2 separate regions of the Homo sapiens genome follow, and region 1 is linked to region 2. A link is a loop called in an ENCODE intact Hi-C map of the cell type or tissue named here. Cell type or tissue: mammary epithelial cell. All regions are shown on one strand. Links, peaks and the distances in the headings refer to the core of each region. The heading gives the core; the rest is flanking DNA.

Region 1 (9,139 bases), core at 3,564-6,063, 180 kb before region 2:
ATGAGAATAAAGAGCGCTGGATGTTCCCCACAATGTTTCTGTGAAACTAGGGCATTATTATAGCTTGGTGAATTACCCTTCAATTGTCTAGAAATGGTCTAGATGATAGGCTACATCTAGATCATGAATAAAGCTTTGTTTACTAAAACAGGTGGTGGGCTGGATTTGGTGTAGAGCTATGATTTATCAGCCCCTGTTCTACATCAGCAGTTGGCAAACTGGCCTCCTGTTTTATTGGAGAACACATGCCCATTTGTTTACATATTGCCTGTGGTTGCTTTGGCACTTAGAGTGGTTGCAACAGAAACTCTATGTCCCAGAAGGCCTGAAATATTTAATATATGGCCTTTAAGAAAAAGTTTGCAGAATCTTCATCTATGTAAATAGCATTTAAAAGTACAACATTCTTGATAGACATACAGGGCCGAGAAGACATACAGGGTCAAGAAGCTCTGTCAGACAGGCCTGAAATCCACGTGGGGCAAGTCATTTAACCTTTCTGCCACAGTTTTTTCAACTGTAAAGTAGAGATTGATAGTATCTGTTTTTTAGGATTCCTGTGGGATTATTAAGAGATAAGGTATATTCAAGATCTGGCAATAGAATATAATCTATTTTTTTCAATCAACGTTAGAAATAAATGTAACAGACTTTTAGTTTCCTATTTATTTGGCTGCTGCTTATTTTGTTTTCATGGTGAGCCATTGCCTGGAGGGAGATCCTGTAGGGGCCTGTAGCCCCTGTCTGGTATTTTCATGGTTCATAAATTCACCCTCATCCTATACCAATTTTCTAACATCTGTTCACTTTTAGTCTGGCATTCTTTGCTCTTTTTTTTCCTCTAATTTGTAGAAAATGTGTCCCTATCAGTTGTGACATTTGGTTTTCTCAGGGCCTTGTTCTGGTCCTTGCCTGGGTATCCCCAGCAAGGATAGGTGTGCCTCTCCTATCAGGAATGTCAGGGACACCCAGGCAGCACCCAGCAAGTGTTCTCTCCTCTGCTCTCAAGAGCACACTCTCAGCTGCCCTAGGTAGGACGGGGTAGGGTTGCACGAGAGAGATCCTAATCTTCTCATGTCTATGAGGGGGCTCAGCTCTGTGTAAAAAAAGATACTGTTTTCCCCTTTTTTCCACTTCCCACAGACATTTAGTACCCAAGTGTATAATTGCCTTTGGAGTCTGGGAAAGGGAAGGACCCCTATAATAATGACAACTGCCAGGGAGGCCGCTTCTTCCAGGGAAATATCTCTTACTGCTTAGTATGATTGGGGTGTTTCCTCTATTAGATGGCTTTTTTTTCCTATTCTGATAATGGTAATATTCTTTATAGATGACAAGCTAGTTACCACCTAATATATATTGTTTTCATTTACAAATGAAAAGATAAAACATGGCAGCTAAGAAAGTGCTTCTGTGGAATACAAACCTAACAGCCACATACATAGCAGCCTGGAATGTCCAGGTTAAACCGTGGAGAACATGCGCTTCGGCGCTGCCAGGTGCCTGTGGCACTGGAACTCTCCCAGAATTTCCCTGTACCTGGCTCTCCACTTCCCAAACAAAAGTTCCGGGCATTGAGCCTCTTAAATACTTACAGTTTTTTATTTGTACTGCTGTAATAGGAGGAATAAAAAGACTCATGATAAATATTTAAACAGTACCTGGATAGTACAGATCTTAATGCGTTGCTCTTCATTTCCATATTTAGAAAATGCAACTTTGCCCATAAACAGGGTATAGCCTGTATGTATAATGCCAATAGAAGATTTGTATCTACTGATTATATACCTCATACACGTAGTACTGTTATTAAAATAGAATTCTTTCGTTGTGTAAAAGGTGCCTTTGAAGCACAATATGATGTCACAACATCATTGACTTGTATGGCTTAAAATCTGTTGTGCAGTGGTTTAGATTCAAGTGTATGTGTGCAGCAGAGCTTTGACATGCAATGAGAGCGTGACAGATGTTCTCACATTTTGATTAGGCTCTTGGCAGTGTTGCCAACAATGACCTCCCATTGTAAAAAGCAGACTCTGGAGAGGGATTTGTGGATGAATGGAAAGCATCCTAAAGGTGTGTAATAGAAGCCACATTTTTGCTTCTATTACATTTTATTTTCATTTTCAATTACTTTAGGATAATGTTACTTTTGATTCCACTTGACCCTGGGGTTTGTATTTACCTCATAGGTGACTTGAAAAGAGTATCTTATCTCCCAGGCTATGTTTCATTTCTTTGTTCATTCCGTGAGGCATATTATCATTTTGATGTGAATACTGCAGCACAGATTACTGTGCATGGTTAGTCAACACTATGACCAAGAACCTCTTTTAATGGCACTGCCTACCTGGTGGTGTAGCTGATAAAATAGACCAGCCAAGGAGAAGGAGAAGGGCCAAAGAAACATGGCTAAATGAGCCACAGAGTGCTCCTCTTTGTGTGATCTGTTAATATATTCCCTTAAGACCCTGAGCATCTCGACTGGGAAGGTGAGGGATCTGGTGTCATATTTTACAGACAGACACAAAACAGAGCTGCTCTCTACACAGCCTTCATCCATTCCTGATTATAGCTGTGGGTAGAAAATTGATCTGTACCAGAAATACAGTTTTGAAAATCTGATCCTAGAAACACTGTCAGTTTATCTTCCAATCTGGAACACAGATAAGAATTCAGTTTTAGATAGGTTTATCAAATCTGCAATTGATTCATCTTTTTCCTGCTTTTTATTGTGAATGATACAACCACGTAATATTGATTAAAATTTGTGTGCCATTGTCTTTTAAAAAGAAGTTGAAATATTGAACATAGAAATTATATTTGTAAAACAGATTTGGTGGTAAGTGAATTTACCTGAAAAATCTGTCTACATTTACAGTCAGCAATATGTTTCATTTTAAACAAAGTGAAGTAATAGGGAAATGATAGTTAAATGTTGCCTATCAATAAATATTCATAGTATGATATGCAACGCCAGGTACTGTTTGAATACAAAGAAATTCCAGACATAAGCACTGCCCCTGACTAGAAAGTTGAAACATACAGATGTGAAAAGATTGAAGAACCCAAGGATGTTATCACAGTGGTCAGGGGAAAGGCACAGGCTTCGGTCAGTGCTGTGGTGGTCAGAGGCCATCCTGGCTTGGGTAAAGGAGGAAGCCTTCACAGGAGGGATGGAAGTTGGGCAGGGCTTTGAGGGAATGGGTGTTTTTTAATGCCCAGTTCCCCACTGAGATTCCTGAACAATTTTACCACTGCCCTTTGTTCAAAGACTGCTTCTGCTTTTTTGTTACAGTAAATTCAAGAAAATAATAATCCTACTCTCAGTACCCTGTGCGATGGTTGCCTGGGGCACTTCTCAGTTGATGGAATAGTGTACTGTGGTTGAATGTGGTGTCACAAAGGAATTTAATGTAGCAAAAATACACTTTGATTCCTCAGTGTTTCATCATTGTTCAGCCAGCTAGAGATTGGCTTTTCTTCTTGCAAAATGAAAGACAAAATTTATAGACCTGAAAAGAACACTTAACTGAGTCTATACCCTGAATCAACTCCATTAACAAGCATCTACATTTTATAAAAGTCAGTATAAATTAAGAGAATCCAAGTACTCATATTTTAAGAAGGGGAGCAAACTTAATACAAAGGAAAAATAATAAAGATTTTATAAGTAGTTAACATTGATTTTATTATCTTTACTGTTGTTCTCTTATACTTAATAGGAATTTGGCTTTTCTGGGGATTACCTGCTATAGTACATATGAAACATCAGTAACATCCCTAAGGCGGTTTGCTTTGCAGCCGAGCCAAAATGCTAAAGTAAGAAGAATCTTTGGCTTTACCAACATGCCTTGGGGTGGAGGGAGTGGGATTTTTTTTCCCTTTAATTCAGATTTTTCTAATCTTAGTGATAGCTGATTTGTGCTTGCTAGCATATAGGCTTTGCCATTCAAAGAACATATTTTCAGAACATTAATTCGTGTTTCAATACTCATTAACTTCTGCGCCAAGTTCATGACACATGCAGCTTTTGAGTGTTGACTCATCCACATCCTTGGTGAGCTGACTAGTGAACGAGTGGCAGTGTCTTCCCATAGCAGCGTGTTCGTGTGATTGGGTATAGGTCAGAAATTTTCAGAACGTTTTAGTGAAGAGTGAATGGGGCAGCATTTTCAAAAAGAAACTTTCTGAGGGGTCACTCTATTTTCATATGGTTAGGAAACTGCTTGAATTGGTATCGGTTCTTGCTGATTTATTGCCTGAGCATTTGTGTTATTTCTGATATTACGCTTCATGGCAACATATTTTACTTTAGAATTTCCCCCATCATGCAGGCATTCTAGCTTGAGAGCGTAGTGTTCATATTCAGAGTGTACATACTTGTATCCCTTTCTCCTTCTCTGGATACCAGCTGTGTGACTCTGGAAGATAAGTCTGTTTTCTTGCTGTCTTATAATAGAGAAGTAAGTTATGTGGCTGAAGTCTGTAGTTGCTGCAGTCTCTGCTCCACTGTACATAAATTCTCTACCATGTCTAAAAGAGGACATTACTCTGCAGCAACCTGAGACTACATAACCTATGATATGGTGAATGGGTATGTGTCAGCTGGCTTATAAAGATGTTTGTTAGGAAGTGACTTGCATCCTCTATCTGCTTATGTCTTATTGGTGAAAACATACTCACACTCGGTTGCAAAGAGGTTTTGAGATGTAGTTTTATTCCCAGAAAAAAAAAATGTGACTAGCTAAAAATTAGGGCCTTTTTATCAAGGAAACAGGAGGAATAGATAGATATTGCGGGACAACTAGCAGTCTGCCACACAAGGCAAAAAAAGGCCTTTGGCAAGAGCTTTTTGGTGTAGACCCTGAGATCAGGGCACCCAAATGCCACCTGGTGGCCAGGTACCTAAATCTCAGGATCAGGATTGGAAAAATGAAGGCTCCTAAAAAATAGAATTTTCAGATACTGTAATTGTTGACAGCAGAAATCACATACTACAAAGACAGAAGCACCTGTTAAGGAGGCACTCCTCCCTTGGAGAAAGAAATTTAATACTGTTTCTAGAACATGAAGCGTGATGCAAGCGTATGGGAATATTTGGGCATTAGGATGGACTCTGAGGGATTGCCTGGCACGGTGAGGAAGCTGTGTAAGCTAGTGTCCAGATGGCTCTCCAGGTGTTTGATTCTCTGCTAAGTCAGCATCTTGCCTGGGGTGACCAACTCCCAACTGCCCTCCTTCACAGTCCCTGAGCAGGATGTGGACACAGTCCATCCTTGGGCCTGGTGTTTGGAATGGAAGCATGGCACGAACCCACCTACAGAAAGGTAATCAGGTCCCTAATTTCATAGCTGCCTCCTTTGCTTTTTCCTAGGTGGTATGTTTTTCCACTAATATGATTCTGGCCTCAGGACAAGTTATATGCCTTCCAATTGCACGTACATTAGAGTTCATCTAATGGAGCCCTCTTATTTTACAGACAAGGAAACTAAAATTCAGTCAGTGTAAGTGTATTAACAGAGGTTACACTGTTAACAGTTGACAGAGCCAAGACTAGAACTTACAACTCCAGATCTATGCTAATCCTGCACATTTTGTTATCAAGATAAGTTATTCTCGCTATAGCTCAGGATTTTTTTTTCACCTCTTAAATAAACATGTTAGCCAGGCACAGTGCCTTATAGCTGGAATCCCAGCACTTTGAGAGGCTGGTGCAGGGAGATCACTTGAGACCAAAAGTCCAAGACCAGCCTGGGTAACATAGCAAGACTCCATTTCTACAAAAAAATATATATATTTTTTTTTAATTAGCCAGGCACGGTGGTATACAACTGTAGTACTAGCCACTCAGGAGGCTGAGGCAGGATGATCATTTGAGCCCAGGAGTTCAAGGTTACAGTGAACTATGATTGTGCCACTGCACTCCAGCAAGACCCTATCTCTAAAAAAAAAAAAAAAAATTAATTAGACTAAATGGCCTCTAAATCCCTAAGCTTTCTTACCTCTAAAAACTATAGTTTCTACACCATGTAAGTATCTTGTGATTACTTTGTAGATCCTTACAGAACCTATTAGATAACAATACTCAGTGTAAAAGGGAAGACAATGAGGGACCACAAATTTATATTTTTATGATTTGTAAATATGATTTATTTAATGACTTGTTTTATAAATAGTTTTAAATACTAAATATTTTATAATGAATGTTAATGTTCACTTCTAGTCTCCTTGTTACATATTAATGGAGATTTTACTGCCTTTTCCATTAGTTTATTTATGTCATACAGGCATAACTCGTTTTATTTTGCTTTATTGTATTGTACTTTGCAGATTCCTCGTTTTTTAAAAACTGAAGGTTTGAAGCAACCTTGTGTTGAACAAGTCTGTTACCACCATTTTCCCAACAGCATGTGCTCAGTTCGTGTCTGTCACATTTTGATAATTCTCACAATGTTTCAAGCTTTTTCATTATTACATCACAGTGAGCTTTGATGTGACGATCGTCATTGTTCTGGGGCATCACAAATGCGCTCATAGAAGGTGGTGAACTTAACTGAAAAATGCTGTGTGTGTTCTGACTGCTCCATCCGTCAGCTATACCCTCATCTCTCTCCCTCTCGTCAGACCGCCCTATTCCCTGAGACATAACACTGTTAAAATTAGGCCAAATAATAACCCTACAGTGGCCTCCAAATGTTCAAATGCAAGGAAAACATGCACATCTCTCACTTTAAATCAAAAGCTAGAAATTATTATGCTTAGTGAGGAAGGTATGTCAAAAGCCAAAATAAGCCAAAAGCTATAGGTGCCTCTTGCACCAAACAGCCAACTTGTGAATGCAAAGGAAAAGTTCTTGAAAGAAATAAAAAGTGCTATGCCAGTGAACACATGAATGGTAAGAAAGCAAAACAGCCTTATTGCTGATATGGAGAAAGTTTGAGTGGTCTGGATAGAAGATGAAACCAGCTGCAACCTTCCCTTAAGCCAAGGCCTAATCCATAGCAAAGCCCTAACTTTCTTCAGTTCTGTGAAGACTAAAAGACATGAGAAAGCTGCAGAACATTAGGGAGCTAGCAGAGGTTGGTTCATGAAGTTTAAGGAACGAAGCCATCTGCACAACATAAAAGTTCAAGGTGAAGCAGCAAGTGCTGATGTAGAAGCTGCAGCAAGTTATCCTGAAGATCTAGCTAAAATAATTGATGAAGGTGGCTGTACTAAAACATTTTCAATATAGGCAGAACAGCCTTCTGTTGGAAGAAGATGTCATCTAGGACTTTCATAGCTAAAGAGAAGTCTGCCTGGCTTCAAAGTTCCAAAGTTTCAAAGTTCCAAAGTTCCAAAGGACAGGTTGATTCTATTAGGGGCTAATGCAGCTGGTGATTTTAAGTTGAAGCTAGTGCACATTTACCATTCTTAAAATCCTAGGGCCCTTAAGAATTGTGCTAAATTAGCTGGGCACAGTGACTCATGCCTGTCATCCCAATGCTTTAGGAGACCAAGGCAGTAGGAACTCTCGGGCCAGGAGCTCAAGATGAGCCTGGCAATGTGGTGCAATCCCATACAAAATTTATCTACAAAAAATTTAAAAATTAGCCAAGCATGGTGGCATGTGCCTGTAGTTCTAGCTTCTCAAGAGGCTGAGACAGGAGGATCACTTGAGCTCAGGGGTTCAAGGCTTCAGTGAGCCATGATTGCACCAGTGCACTCCAGCCTGGGCGACAGAGCAAGACTTTGTCTCTTCAACAGAAACGAAAAAACAAACAAAAAAAGAATTGTGCTAAATTCACTCTGCGTGTGCTCTAGAAATGGCCTGGATGACAGCACATCTGCTTACAGTGGTTTACTGAATCTGTTAAGCACACTGTTGAGACCTACTGCTTAGAACAATTCCTTTCCAAATATTTACTGCTCATTGACAATGCACCTAGTCACCCAAGAGCTCTGATGGAGCTGTACAAAGAGATGAATGTTGTGTTTATACCTGCTAACACAATATCCATTCTGCAGCCCATGGATGAAGGAGTAATTTTGACTACATTTGTAAGGCTGTAGTTGCCTTACAAATGGATGGATCTGGGCAGAGTAAATTGAAACCCTTCTGGACAGGATTCACCATTCTAGATGCCATGAGGAACATTTATGATTCATGGGAGGAGGTCAAAATATCAACATTAACATGAGTTTGGAAGAGGTTGATTCCACCCTTCAGGAATGACTTTGAGGGATTCAGGACCTCTATGGGGGAAGTCACTGCAGATGTGGAAATAGCAAGAGATCTAGAATTAGAAGTAGAGTCTGAAGATGTGACTGAATTGCTGCAATCTAATGACCAAATTTGAATGGATGAGGAGTTGCCTTCTTGTGAATGAGCAAAGAAATTGGTTTCTTGAGATGGAATCTATTCCTGCTGGAGATGCTGTGAACATTGTTGAAATGACAACAAAGAATTTAGAATATTCCATAAACTTTGTTGATAAATCAGTGGCAGGGCTTGAGAGGCTTCACACCAGTTTTGAAAGAAATTCTACTGTGAGCAAAATGCTATCAAACAGCATTGCATGTTACAGAAGTCTTTCATGAAAGGAGGAGTCAACCAGTGGGCAAACTTCATTGTTGTTTTAAGAAATTGCCACAGCAACCCCATCCTTCAGCAACCACCATCCCAATCATCAGCAGTCATCAACATTGAGGCAAGATACCCCTCCACCAGAAAAAAGATTACAACTCACTGAAGACCCAGATGATCATTAGCATTTTATAGCAATAAAGTGTTTTTAAATTAAGGTAGGTACTTTTTTTTAAGACATAATGCTATTGCTTTGTACACTAGTGTAAACAGCTTTTATATGTACTGGGAAACCAGAAGTGGGTGTGACTTTCTTCTTTTTTGATACTTGCTCTATTATAGTGGCCTGGACCTGAGCTACAGTATCTATGAGGTGTGCCTGTATAGACACACACTTAGATTTTTATTTAAGTCTTAGTGTTGGTCACCATGTGGCAGCTTGAACCCCCACTTGAAATATATTCAGAAATAAAATAAAACTTTATTTACTCTTTTGCTTTTGTCATCTTATCTCTGGTTGACTTCTCTCAGGATCATATTCAGGGATTGGCATTCATGCCAACGCTGGCA
Region 2 (9,139 bases), core at 3,219-5,718:
TAAGATACTCATTATAAATAACGGTTTCAATCCTAGATGGGTTATAGTGAGGGGATTAGGTTTTTTCCAGTCTTCACTTCCTATAGAACACAGACTCAAAGAAAACACAGACTCTGTGAAAGGCTAGAACTCAAATCTTATGATAACTAATTCAGTGCTCTTTTCATAAAAATGTGCAATCTTTATAAGATCTACATGCCTTACAGGTATCCTATCCTGAAGGTAAGGAGTGGGTGTGTAATAGGTGACAATATATCTAAGTTACTTATAACACTGCCTGACACAAAGTATACTCTATGTGAGGCATCAGTAAGCTTCTTCTGTAGAGCCAGAGAGTAAACATTTTAGGCTTTGTGGGCCATAAGGTTTCTCTTGTAACTAATCAAAGCCGCACTGGCAGCATGAAAGCAGCCATAAAAATGAACGTGACTGGGTTCCAATAAAACTTTATGGACACTGAATTTGAATTTTATATAATGTTCACATATCATGAAATATTCTTCTTCTGATTTTTTCCAACCATAAAAAATGTAAAAATGGGTATACAAAAACAGGCAGTGGGCTGGGGTTTTGGGGGCATAGCTTGCTTTATATAATTAGTAGACATTATTATGATGTCTATAATATCTTTCTAGAAATTATTTTTAATGGTTGTTTAAACATAGAGTCTGTTTCTATGTTTTTTATTTTTAATGGCTGTTTAAACTGGTAGGAGAGGGGGGATTCAAACCCAGCTTGTGTGACATCAAGGCCCATGCTCTTTCATAAACAAGACTGTCTGGATGTTCTATAATTTACTTAGTCCCCTGTGGTTAGAATTTAGGCTATTTCCAATATTCATTATTATAACTCACCCTCCAGTGAACATCTGTGTAGTTAAGTCTTTACGCACACATGTATACCCACACCTTAAAATGTATTTAGTGGTAGCTATCAAAACAGCTGGTAGGGACGTGGGCACACCTGTAATCCCAGCTACTGGGGAGGCTGAGGCAGAAGAATCGCTTGAACCCGGGGGGCGGAGGTTGCAGTGCGCCCAGATCGCGCCATTGCACTCCAGCTTGGGCAACAAGAGTGAAACTCTGCCTCAAAAAAAAAAGGCTGGCAGAGCATCTAGAAAGAAACAGACTCTAAAGAAGTAATCTCAAAAAGTAATCTTTTATGGTTATAGGAAAGTTCAGACGTATTAGAAAAGGAGTTTTATAAATACAATATATATACATAGAACTTATGTCCCAAACACCATTTTAAGACCCTTATATATAATTACACCATTTAGTCCTCAAAACTATACTATGAAGTGCAGGTACAATTATCATAATTATCATCATCATCATCATCATCATCATCATTATCCCCATGTTCCAAAAAGGAAACTGAGGCACAGAAGGGCTAGGTAACTTCTCCAAGGTCACACAGTAAACTGGTAGGAGAGGGAGTATTCAAACCCGGCTTGTGTGACATCAAGGCCCATGCTCTTTCTTACTAGGCTGCACCATCTCTTCAACCAGAGACTTGTCCAGTGTGCACCTCCAGGTACTCTTTATAATGTACCTTCACACAATCGGTGGTGGTATTTTTTATATTGAGATCACATTTCACATGCATGAACGATCTCATAATCTAATAACTGATGCCAATTTTAACCAATAATGGGACACTTTTGGTGGAAACTGGGTACCCATCTAACCTTCCTCTATTGTCCTACAAGACAACTCCCAACAACGCCAATTCTTTATTAAGTTTCCTTGCTTTTCTTACCCAAAATAGTTGTCCAGTGAACAGTAAAAGTTGATCGGAGCATACTCTCATGTCTTATTTTCCAACGTATGGCCCAAATCTACATTCAGGTAGTGCTTTGCCTACGATGGAGGGCCTTGTACCGCCTGGGATTGCTAGTTTCGGTTAAGTACCCCTGTTTGAAAACAAAAACAGTGGCGCGTGTCAGAAGTCCCTCCCGCGCGGCCTCTTCCCCCTCTTCCTCCGCAGCAGGAGGCCTGACCCCCGCGTCCTGCACCCGTGTGGACCAAACGTTCAGCCTCCCCCGCCACAATCGGACGGGAACTCGCGCGCTTTCCGGGCTATTCCCTGTTTGTGCTGAGTTATGGGCGAATCTCCCAAAAAGGAGATATACGAGTGGGTCGTCCAACTTTGAGGGGAAACGAGGATTCTCTTTCTCATTTTCTCTCCTGATTTCTCTCCCTACCCGGACCGCACTTCTCGAATTATCCCCGTAAGGAGGAACGACGAATGCCGCCGGTCCCACGAGACTGCCGCCCCCCACTCATGCCCAAACAAGGATAGAATCTTGTAGCGAGGCGACAAGAAAATAAATAAGCGGGCGTTTCAAACCGAGTCCTCGGGTGTGCAGACCCGCAGCGGAGTCGCGGGAGCGAGGTGGGAAATCCTGGCCGCGGCGCCGGGCTCCGCCCGCCGGGGGGCGCGGGGCGGCGGGCGCATGCGCGTGCGCGGTGCGGCCCCAGCCCTGGCTGCCGCCGCCTGCCGCCGCCGTCGCGATGCCTATTTTAGTCAAAGCGGCTGCGGGCTTGGGGACCCGGCCCGGGCAGCGGAGCTTCCGGACCCGCCGACCCGCCGAGGAGCGCGCGTCGGGCTCCCGTCGAGCAGCTGAGCCCGTGTGCCCCGCGTCCCGCGCCCCGAAGCTGCCGCTCCGAACTTTGGTCGGCGCTGCCCAGGCTCCCCGCCAGGGACCAGCCGGGTAAGGATGGGAGGCGCAGCTGCAGCCGGCTTTCCCCCCGCGCCGGGTTGTGTGCGGCCTCGCGCTCCCCTGGCTAAATCGGGAAGCGAAAGTTGGATCTCAGCCCCTCGGGGAGCAACTTTGTCGGCCCTGGCGGCAGCTGCTTGTTCTACGCGCCCGGGCAGCCGGGGGCGCCGCCCTCTGTCCCTCCTCGCTGGCCGCGCCCTCGAGGGGCTCCCGGCCCTTGGAGGCCGCCCTTCTCCCCGGGTCTGGGCGCTGCGGCCACAGAGACCCTCAACGGTCAGCGGCCGCCGCTCAGGTCAGGCAGCCCCAGCGTCCCCGGGCCCTCGGCCCCACCGAGTGCCGGCTCCCGCGCTCTGCGGCGGCAAGCCCCTTGGTGAGCTCCGTCTCTGCTCTCTCCGCCGAGTCTCCGGGGTTCCTCCTCGCCCCCTGTAGGGCCGCCTCGAGCCGCGCAGAGCCTGCGTGCAGCCGGGCGCGCGGTGTCGCCCACTCCGTCCCCGCTCGGAGAGTAGGGTGGGCCACGGCGCTCACTCCTCACCCCCGCGTCCCGAGAGCGCCTGGCCGAGGAGGACCGTTGCCACGGACCCTCCTCCTTTAAGGAGCGAGGTCAGAGGGCCCCGGGAGAGCGCCGATGGCTGGGGACCCGAGGTCCGCGCCACCCACCCGCAACCTCCTTCCCCGAGCCTTTGGGAACGGGTTGTTGGCCAGACAAGTCCCAGAAACTGCCTGCTTTGAAGCATGAATAAGTGCGAAAAGACTCTTAGCAATGTAATGCCATTTGCCATTCGGGAGATGTGCGAAGATTCAGTTAGAATTACAGAATGAATTAACTCGACTAGCAAGACGCTCGTTTGCAGTTATCTTTTTCATTTTTTTAGTTTGGTAGAGGTTTAATGTTAGTTTCAGCATTTAGCTATTTAGCCCTACAATCACCTATTTGAAAAACGATAAACAAAACTTTACTAGTATAGGTAATTTAAGGACTTCAACTTTGATGATCTGATGAGGGAAAAATAATTTCTCTTGATTTAGTCAAAATTAATCTGAAAAGTTTACCAATTTAGCAGTCTAACCTTTCTCTTTCCACCTATTCTCTGTATAAGAATTGTTAAGTGTAAGCCACTTAACGATTAAGTGGTAATCAAAGTAAACTGATCTGATCAATATTTTCGACAATAGGTAACTGGCATTTCACAATAGACAATTATATAGATATATAGATACATATATCTATATATATCTCTCTCTCTCTTTAATAAGGTGTCGTGCGTCAAAACATGTTTAGGATGACCGTACCTTCTAAAAACTGCTAATAATATTTTCTGGTTCTTGGGTCATAATAGTAGTTTTCCTGTCATTTTTCTTGGACCAGAAATTGGTACTTTTAGTGTCACTTTAAGAACTTGTAAAAGCCTGATATTGAATTATAGTGGATTAATAGGCAATACAGGTGAAATTGGGTGAACTCGAGGGGCAACATGTATTGATTGATTGATTATGTAAATGTGTATTATAGAACCATAGGCTATTAAAGTTTTCCCTATTCCAAGGAAGAAACAGACCCGAGGAGCAGAAGTGGCTTTCCCTGGCTTATGTAGCACCCTGGTGGCTTGTGGTGTAGAACCTCACTCAACCTCAGGAAGGCTAGGCACTCCTCTGGCTTTATTACTGAGATCTGGGGAGACGGAACAGTGATTTCTGAAAGTGTTTATCAGGTTGACGTTCCTTCAGAGTGGCTTTCATCCCTGTCTCAGTGGCCTTCTCTACAGAGGCTAGGCCTTGGAAGTACATAGATGAATAAACATTGTCCCTGCCTCCTAGAGGACAAACAGGACAATGGGAGTGTAGGTACATTCTACAGTGCTGTCGAAATGATAGTTATTATTAACCTATGTAATGCTAGGGTAGGTGATGTTGGGTTATGAGTGATAGAGGATACCTCATATCATTCTCTGTCCTGCAGAAGTTACGAGATTCATTCTCGTTTGGCCTTGAAAAGCAAATTTTGTATAAATGGAGTTATTAAAATAATGATCTTCCCCCCCGCCATCCTGATAGGCTTATATATTTGCTGATTTCAGACATTTGGAAAATAGGTGAATTTTTGTTTCTTTCCTTTTTGTAGCAAATCAATATCTAAGTCAACTATTACTATTAATATTTATGAGCTATTTCAGAATTATGTAAAAAGATCTTCAGTTGACTTGATCATTTCATTCACAATTTGTAAATTGGTGTGCTTGTTTTTTATCATCTTTAAGCTGTGGAATTCTTTCACATTTGTCTGTTAACATCCTTTCAAAATACCCATTTTGTACCAATTAATTATTCTACTACCTAAAACCTTTAGTATGTTAAGAACAAGCAGTAGAAGAGTAAGATTAATTGCATGACCTTATTTTGAAAGAAATACATATTTCTAAATTTAAATGTATTTAGGGTCCCCATTTGGAATTTTGCTGAAACAGAATAATTCATATAATCTGTAAACCTACATAGTGTTTGGCAAGGACCAAATTTGTGCAATTAATAATAGAGTGTTTTTTAAGGACCGGAGACCGAAGACAGGTAACATAGGAAATGGTTTTATATAAGCATGTGTAAAATGTATATTCTTTAAATGTACTTGCTATGGATTTTCATATGTATAAGTAAACTGGAAGTTTACTACTTTTAAATTTGTGATATGCTACCAGGTAGAATTATTATGGGAAATAAAGTAGAGATTTAAATAAGACAATAAAAGTTTCATGTTGTATCTCTCTGTGTATATATAAATGTTTATATGGCTATATATTATTTGCATATATGATAATGTATTATGTATGTATGATACAGTGATTTAATGGTGGTATAAAAATAGAGCCTTCTAAATATCCTAAGCCTTCAAATAGATGTGAGGGTATTCATATTTTTTAAGTATTCAAATAATTAGTTTTCTAGTTATTTTTCCTGTGTTTGGATTCAGTCACCAGTGGGAATTTGATGGAAGACTAGACTAAATAACTTTGTAATTACCATGGTTTATGAACATTGGTGATTATCTTAAAGACTAATTCCCTCACTCCTCCCTTCCCTACAAGTGTTTATACGTATATATGTGCCTATGAGGGAATAGTTTTGCACTATGCTAAGTATTTTATGTATTTCATTTCATTTGATCATAAGGCAAATGAGGTATTATTACCATCTTTTAACAGGTAAGGAACTGAATACATTTAATATGTGACAGAGTTGGATTTGAATCTGGGTCTGTCTAATTCATAAGCACTAGAGAAGTCTATTTAATTCACAGAAATAATTTTGGTATAATACCTATGAAGGTAAAAAGATACAATTGCCATTTTTACGATTTTACTTTTGTTTACTTGTTTTTACAGGAATTTTCAAAATGAATTATACAGAGTCCAGCCCATTGAGAGAATCAACTGCCATAGGTTTTACACCTGAGTTAGAAAGTATCATACCTGTGCCTTCCAATAAGACCACTTGTGAAAACTGGAGAGAGATACATCATCTGGTTTTTCATGTAGCAAATATTTGTTTTGCAGTTGGGTTGGTTATTCCAACTACTCTTCACCTTCATATGATATTTCTTAGGGGAATGTTAACTCTAGGTAAGATACCTAACTGATACTTTATGTAACTTTTCTGTAACTGACATAAGATGGGCTTTACATTGAGAGCTTCAGAGTATTCTTTGTCAGGCCCATAGCAAGCCAAAAAATGTAAGTCTTTGTTAATGAATTAGCAGTATATCAATTAGCTTAGAGCATAGGCCTTCACATGCCATATCTCTCCCTTACTTACTTTGTTTATATGTGCTTTCATATGTTGTTTAGGTTTTCCAGATACCAGAACATTCATTCATGTGTAAGAGTATGAACTTTAAAGCCAAATTGTGTGATTCAAATCCTGGTTCTATTTCTTGTCAACTGTAACTTGGGCAAGTGATTTAATCTTTCTACTGCCTCAGTTTCCTCATGTATCAGATAAGGGTAAAAATAATACCACCTCCCAAAGTTGTTGTGAATTAAATGTGTGTCATATATATATTTAACTTGGAATATTGCCTGCCCATAGTAAGTACTGTATAGTTTTAACTATTATTACTTGAAAAGATATTTGCTGTGGGCAGTAAAGAAACATTGGGAACAAAAACAATTACCAGATACAGTAGTTCAAATAAAACAAATTTTTTTTGGTCCCAGTAACCCTGATGAAGCAAGTTAAATTGATTCACATCAGAACATTAAAACAATTGAATCTGTTATATTAGCCAGTGATTCTTGACAAATTATTCTCTATGTGATTATTTCCCTGATGGCCCATTTATTCAGGTGCATTTTTTAGCACCTGTGATGTGTCCAGACAAAGACTGAGGAAGGCCGTCTTCATCCTTGAGAAAGACACTCTTGTGGGGGCTGGTGGAGAAACAGATGGGCAATCCCAGTATGGCGTATCAGATGCTGGGATGCAGGTGTGCACCCATTATCCAGGGGGACACGGAGAAGGTGATAGGCTTAGTAGGAAGGCAGAGCAGGGTCCCGCTGAGGAGGTGACATGGGACCTGGATTTTGGAAGATGAGCAGGATTTATCTGAGTAAATGGGTATAGTATCCAAACAAAGAGCACAGAAGAGAAGGAAATTGAGCATATTGGGGTGAACGTAGAGTAGTGCATTGTGCTTAAAAATATAAATGGGCTGGACACAGTGGCTTACGCCTGTAATCCCAGCACTGTGGTAGGCCGAGGTGGGTGGATTACCTGAGGTCAGGAGTTCGAGACCAGCTTGGCCAACATGGTGAAACCTTGTGTCTACTAAAAGTACAAAAATTAGCCAGGCATGGTGGCAGGCACTTGTAATCCCAACTACTCGGGAGGCTGAGGCAGGAGAATTGCTTGAACCCCGGAGACAGAGGTTGCAGTGAGCCAAGATTGTGCCACTGCACTCCAACCTGGCGACAGAGCTAGACTCTGCCTCAAAAAAAAAAAAAAAAAAGTGATAAATGACAAGGAAAAAGAGGCTGGAAGGTTAGTAGAAGCTTGTGGGACCTCTGTGGCTGTGTGACCTGTGAGTAAGGTGAGGATTACAGCAGTAGGAACAGGGAGTTGAATGGAAAAAAAAATACCGTACCCTATAAAAAAGCAAACATCAATTATGAATTTTAAGACAGAGTTTTGGAGGTGGAATGAACCAAAGATATTATCAAATCTAACACTTTATTCTGTAAATGCAGAAAGAGAAATCTAGGCCAGGCATAGTGGCTAACGCCTGTAGTCCTAGCACTTTGAGAGGCTGAAGTGAGAGTATCTCTTGAAGCCAGGAGTTCAAAACCAGCCTGGGCAATGTAGTGAGACCTTCTGTCTACAAAACATTTAAAAATTATCTAGGCATGGTGGCATGCATCTGTGGTCCCAGCTATTTGGGAGACTGAGGTGGGAGGACGGCTTGAGCCTGGGATGTCGAGGCTGTTGCACTCCAGCCTGGGCGACAGAGCAAGACCCTGTCTCAAAAAAGAAAAAAAAATTTTAAAAAGTGAAACCTAGACAAGTAAAATGACCCATCCAAAATTAAGATGGAGAAAAAATGGCCAAACCAGGACTATAATTCAGGTCCTCCAGTTTTTCTCTATCCTCCCATTATATACCTTGTCTCCTTTAAATTAAAATATTTTAAATTGCTTCACTATTTGCTATGAAATATTACTTAAAGAATATTTAAATTTTTACATTTTGGGCTTTATTCAGGTGCATCAAATCATTCTTATGAAATAAAAAATTGCAAGTGAGTAACTTTTAAAGTGGGTGGTTAGCTTTTGTGAGTATGCGTGTGTCAATGATTTATATCTTCATGATAGTTTTATTTTAAATGTATATACTGTATTAACTCTCCTATCATAAAATTGATCAAAAGAAACTGGGGATATTTTATATAAGGTAAGAGAATCAATAAGAAAACACAGGAAGATTCTCAGAGATAAATGGATAATCACCAAGGGAAAATTCAGATGGCTAAAACATTTTGGTAAAATATGCAGGCTCACCAGTAATCATGGAAATGCAAAATAAAGTATACATAATTCCTCACTATCAAATTAGGAGTTTTCACATTTTATAATACAGTTATGCATCGTATAACGAAAGTGGTCCCATAATATAGTACCACATGTTCACCTTTTCCATGTTTAGATATATTTAGATATACAAATATTCACCATTGTGTTATAATTGCCTGCAGTATTCAATATTCAATACAGTAACAAGCTGTACTTTATTGGTTTATACCCTATAGTGTAGTAGACTATGCCATCTGGGTTTATGTACGTATAGTCTCTGATGTTCACACAGCAACAAAATCATCTAACGAAATGTTTCTCAGAATATATCCCTGTCATTAAGTGACACATGACTATACTGACA

What was found. Peaks named below come from ENCODE experiments on the same cell type or tissue, not always from the same donor. Only the 100,000 strongest peaks of a DNase experiment are listed, where the experiment ranks them.
Region 1: it touches region 2 in a loop (3.0-fold over the local background); 2 of 110 quality-filtered maps call a loop at or near these places.

Annotation. Positions count from the first base shown.
Region 1 is chr6:105,313,784-105,322,922 of GRCh38, reverse strand. The region is part of intron 10 of PREP (prolyl endopeptidase); the gene reads left to right. Among named protein-coding and RNA genes, the nearest start is that of PREP-AS1, 39 kb to the right of the region's middle. In mammary epithelial cell, for the core only: a CTCF peak has its summit at 4,892 (motif pointing left); a DNase peak (open chromatin) is centred at 4,042; H3K27ac peaks cover 1,101 bases.
Region 2 is chr6:105,130,546-105,139,684 of GRCh38, reverse strand. POPDC1 (popeye domain cAMP effector 1) reads left to right here and starts at 2,528. Exons shown (of 8, transcript NM_001199563.2): 1 at 2,528-2,716; 2 at 6,097-6,333. The coding sequence starts at 6,108. It overlaps POPDC1-AS1 (POPDC1 antisense RNA 1), which reads right to left and starts at 1,998. Exons shown (of 4, transcript NR_037157.1): 1 at 1,762-1,998. RefSeq lists silencers at 2,490-2,599, 2,610-2,729. In mammary epithelial cell, for the core only: a CTCF peak has its summit at 4,339; no DNase peak of the experiment used is centred there; H3K4me3 peaks cover 402 bases; H3K27ac peaks cover 395 bases.